Regions from separate parts of the Homo sapiens genome. Here region 2 is linked to region 1. A link is an interaction called in ENCODE POLR2A ChIA-PET data of the cell type or tissue named here. Cell type or tissue: PC-9. All regions are shown on one strand.

Evidence for each region. ChIA-PET counts read pairs that join two places held together with the same protein. Peaks named below come from ENCODE experiments on the same cell type or tissue, not always from the same donor. Only the 100,000 strongest peaks of a DNase experiment are listed, where the experiment ranks them.
Region 2: POLR2A ChIA-PET joins it to region 1 with 5 read pairs; 2 of 35 experiments call an interaction of 5 or more read pairs at or near these places.

What each region holds. Positions count from the first base shown.
Region 1 is chr10:93,527,731-93,530,230 of GRCh38, reverse strand. It overlaps CEP55 (centrosomal protein 55), which reads right to left. Exons shown (of 9, transcript NM_018131.5): 9 at 1,139-2,281. The coding sequence ends at 2,078. Among named protein-coding and RNA genes, the nearest start is that of CEP55, 32 kb to the right of the region's middle. In PC-9, no CTCF peak of the experiment used is centred here; no DNase peak of the experiment used is centred here.
Region 2 is chr10:93,332,361-93,334,860 of GRCh38, reverse strand. It overlaps MYOF (myoferlin), which reads left to right. Exons shown (of 54, transcript NM_013451.4): 42 at 948-1,103; 43 at 1,549-1,640. Among named protein-coding and RNA genes, the nearest start is that of MYOF, 150 kb to the left of the region's middle. RefSeq lists an enhancer at 1-949. In PC-9, no CTCF peak of the experiment used is centred here; a DNase peak (open chromatin) is centred at 1,110; H3K27ac peaks cover 1,981 bases.

The sequences.
Region 1 (2,500 bases):
TTTGGTAACATGATCTGGGAAAGTAGAATCCTTCCTGCTCTAAATCATCTACTCTTCGGAAATATATAAATTCCCCCTCTACAGTAGCAGAGCTCCACAAGAAGCCTGCCCAATTTTTCCAAAGTTATTTTTTTGATATTGGTGCCCAGATGTAGGTGGCTAAAGTGAGCAGGGAAAGCTAAGTACAGCCCTCCAGTGAAACACAGAAAGTACAAGAGTCTTGAAACAAACTCCAGATCACCCTGTGGCTCTGGGAATCAAACTTCAGAGGTCATCAGGCTGGCGCTTCTGTTATGGTTTATGTCCTGGCCAGTTATCCCATGAGACCACATCTCTTGTTCCATACAGGCACGGACCAAAGGCCTGGGTTCTGCTTGACTCCACTGCTCACTGGATGACCAAGACATGTTCCACATCTACAAACTAGAGGTAATACTGGCTTGCTTTAAAGTTGTAAGGGGAGCAACTTCCTTATGGCATATATTTATGATTTAATACTATGGTCTTTGCTATAACATTGTGGATCGGAATAAGAACTATGCGGCTGAATATGTCCATATCTTTTGTTCAACTGTAGTTGAAGATCTTGTGAGCCTGGGATTAACAGTAATGGCAAAATTTTATTTCCATCAACAGATCTGTATAATTTCTATGGTTAGAAAAAAAAACCCTATATAATTTGGCATGCTTATTGTTTTGCCTCTGTAACAAATAACTCAAATTCATATTTATTGATAAAGAGTTATTTATTTAAGAAAGATGCGTGAAAGCATCTACTCCTTCTAACTCCTTCACATAGTTTTCGGTTCTGATGTATCCTTAACTGCCTTATCATCTTACACTGAGTGTTAATCTGTAACCCCTGATAAGTCCTTGGGGGTAAGAATCTTAGAATATCTATTTATTGAGTTGTAATGGTGCTTTATATATTCTGGATACTAGACCCTTATCAGATACATGGTTTGAAAATATTTTTTCTCTTTCTGTTGGTTGTATTTTCACTTTTTTGATAATGTGCTTTGAATTATGTCTTAAATATTTTATTGTGAAAATCTTGAATTTTGATTATGTCCAACACATTTGTTTTTTTAAACAAGAATCTTAGAATATCTATATATACACGAATACACTAGACATATTAAAACATTAAATAATTTTATTCTTTTCTCATTTACAGTAGCCCAGTGGTAAGCATGTTAGAAAACCTGAAGAAATTTAAAAGTTTTTGGTTTACAAAAAGCATGTATAAAAATACCTGTTCAGACAAACAAAGATCTGATCATTACATTGCCCAGCTTTAAGAATGCCAAAAATAACTAAAATACTGTCAATCAAATGAGAGGGCTACATGGGTTTATTAAAGTTTATTTTAACAATTTTAGCTAAGCAGAATGTGCTAATGTAATTCAAGTTACAGTTACTGCCAGATAACATAAGAGAAAACATTGTGTGTGGCCACTTAAGATTATGCCTCAAACAGATACTGTTTCGTGCGCAGAACAGAGTTGGGGAACACAGCTGGGTTAAGTTTCAATGGTAAGCAGCAATAAAGATCAAGAAAATCCCCAACTTTTCTAATAACCGCTATACAATATGAAAAAAAAAATAGTATCTATCACCACCTCTTAACAATGGACATCAAAATTAGGATTGTAGGTTTTCTAAGTGCTTGGATAAAAAATGCGAACACAGTTAAGATCCTTGGTTAATTATCTTTGATTTTTCAAAACCCCCAAAACATAAAATATTTTGCTTGCTGGTGCATTAACCCATTAGCAATAACCTGAGCTATCTTTTCCTCACCAAGTATTTTGACAGTGCAAAATGTTAGTAGTCTCAGTAGACGCTGCTCACCACATTCTGTCATTGCAGCCTGATGATGAACCATGTCAGGGAGGTATCACTGCCAAGAGAAATGCACAGCAGCCTAAAAGATACATGATTCACTAGCATGCTGGAGTGTCAAAGGTAGATAGGCAGTTTTATGCAAAATGTGAAATATATAATTCAAAATGCCCACAAGCTAACAGAAAATACAGTATTGAATCTTTTAATATCAAAACAAATACTTATTTTGCTACTTTGAACAGTATTCCACATGGACAAGCAGATCGCGATGCTCAGTGGCTGGATACTGTATATTGCACTTGGGACATTCCACCAGGCTTTCATTGAGTGCAGCAGTGGGACTTTTTGGTGAGGCGGCAACTTTTTCTCTGTTTTCAGTCTCTCCTTGGAAAGTGACTAATGGCTCTGTGATGGCAAACTCATGAAGCTGTTTCTGAAAAATAAGTTTCAAATAATAGAATTTGTAAATAGGGCCAATGTTCAGCTTTTTTTTTTTCTTTTTTTGAGGCAGTCTCACTCTGTCACCCAGGCCAGAGTGTAGTGGCACAAACATGGCTCACTGCAGCCTCGACCTCCCAGGCTTAAGCAATCCTCTCACCTCAGCCTCCTAAGTAGCTGGGACTACAGGCACATGTCACCACGTCCAGATAAT
Region 2 (2,500 bases), 200 kb after region 1:
CCCACCAAGCAATCACATATGGCACAAGAGCCAACCCTACTGAACATCGCTGTGCCAGACGGGAGTCTTTGAGTTCTTTTGTGGGTCCCTAGTACCTGGCACATAGTAGGTGCTTATTCCATGCTGCTTGACTGAATAAAGACCACTGGAACTAAGACCTGTATGTTCTGAATCCGGCTTCAGTGCTTTCTCCTGGTTTTAAGGCAAAATATGTGGCCTCTCCAGCAGGTCTTGTTGGCTCGCTCCTTCAAAATACAATTTTTGTGGCGTTACTATATGCCTAGTCCTGTGTTAGGCCCTGGAGATAGGGTGATGAACAAGACTTTATGCTCCCCTCACCCGTCTCTAGAAGCCCACAGTCTAATGAAGGATCTAGAGAATAAATAGATTATCTCAATGCAGAGGCCAGTGCTGTGCCAGGGGTGAGTATGGGGTTGGATGAGAGCACCCAGAGGACATACCAAGCCCAGGAGCAGTCAGGGAGGTTTCCTGGAGGAAGTGACACCTTTCAGCTGAGATTTGAAAGATAAACAGGAGTTTGCCTGGGAGTGGGAGGTGGAGTACAGAGGTGCTACAGGAAAAGCGGAATCACTGTTGGTATTTCGTTGGGTTTAAAATGTAATTATTGTTATTCCTATCTTCAAAGAATGTGCAGTATTTCACTCTTTCTCACCACCACCTCCTCCATCACACTGGCCCATGTTCTCCTCTTGACTCCCAGTTTCTGCTCTGCCCTCTCTTCTCCCCTGTGAGCTCTCAAATAATTACTTGAGAATCATTTCACTTTCCCTACTGGAAATATGCAAAGTGCAATATACATTATTTCTTTCACAAAAGGCAGCCTTCCATCCTTCAATCCCACACCCCTGGCGGAGGAGGGGACTTCCCAGGAGCCCTCTACCTGGGCCACCCAGGGCCCTGTGAGTCCTTCTGTCTCTCTCTTTTAGGGCTCCTTTCGGATCTACCCTCTGCCGGATGACCCCAGCGTGCCAGCCCCTCCCAGACAGTTTCGGGAATTACCTGACAGCGTCCCACAGGAATGCACGGTTAGGATTTACATTGTTCGAGGCTTAGAGCTCCAGCCCCAGGACAACAATGGCCTGGTAAGAGTTTGGGTGTGGGGCCTTCTCCTGTAGCAAGATAATTACAGTCATCAGCCACAATAATTGTCATGTTCTTTCTTTCTGGGCGTCTGTTATCTCACTAGGGGAAAGATACTCCATCAAAACAATGTATTCAGGAGGATTGTCCCCATGGGGATTTATCTAAGAGCTTGCGGGGGGCTTAAGGTCCCCTGGTTCATCCTTCTCATTTTACAGGTGTGAGCCAGGACTCCCCCCCGCCCCCTGCCACCACCCCTGCACCCACACAACTGGCTGCATGCCACCCAAAGGAGAGCATTGCTCCCTTGTCTTAGGCACGGGGTGCCATGGCGGCCACCTTGTCATCAGCTGGGAGTGGGTGTGGAGGCGAGCTGAGTCTGTCCCTGAACTTGACTTCACCTTGCGCCCTACAATGATGTAACATCCCGTCTATTTTGTCCCACAGTGTGACCCTTACATAAAAATAACACTGGGCAAAAAAGTCATTGAAGACCGAGATCACTACATTCCCAACACTCTCAACCCAGTCTTTGGCAGGTAATATACATTCTTAAATGTTTTTCTGGCCTTCATTTCTCCACGGAACATGCATGAAGACTCTAATATGTGTCCAACCCTGTCCTAGGCTCTGAAACTGTGTTTGTGAACTAGATAAACATTCTAGACAGGGGAGCAGGTAATAAATAGATAAACCCAAAATAAAAGAACTTCACAGAAGTGAAGAAGCTTGGTTCTGATAGCTTGCAGGGTAGACAGACAGCATTAGTACTAGTGTTATAGGAGCACAGGCCAGTTGGAGTTTTTCCGGGGACCCCCCTCCCACCTGGCTGTCTGCGGAGCTGTTTATATAAAACATCTCAAAAAAATCTCGCAACTCTGAGGTGCTATTATTATTCCTATTTTATTTTTTTTTAAGACAGAGTCTTGCTGTCACCCATGCTGGAGTGCAGTGGCGTGATCTCGGCTCACTGCAAGCTCCGCCTCCTGGGTTCACGCCATTCTCCTGCCTCAGCCTCCCGAGTAGCTGGGACTACAGGCAACTGCCACCACGCCCGGCTAATTTTTTTTGTATTTTTAGTAGAGACGGGGTTTCACCGTGTTAGCCAGGGTGGTCTCAATCTCCTGACCTTGTGATCTGCCCGCCTCGCCCTCCCAAAGTGCTGGGATTACAGGCGTGAGCCACCGCGACAGGCTGAGACTCAGTGTTTAATGTACTTAGCTTTTAAGAGAAGAGTGAGGGCCAGGCACGATGGCTCACACCTGTAATCCCAGCACTTAGGGAGGCCGAGGTTGGTGGATCACAAAGTCAGGAGTTCGAGACCAGCCTGGCCAACCTGGTGAAACCCCATCTCTACAAAATAACAAAAATTAGCTAGGCATGGTGGTGTGTACCTGTA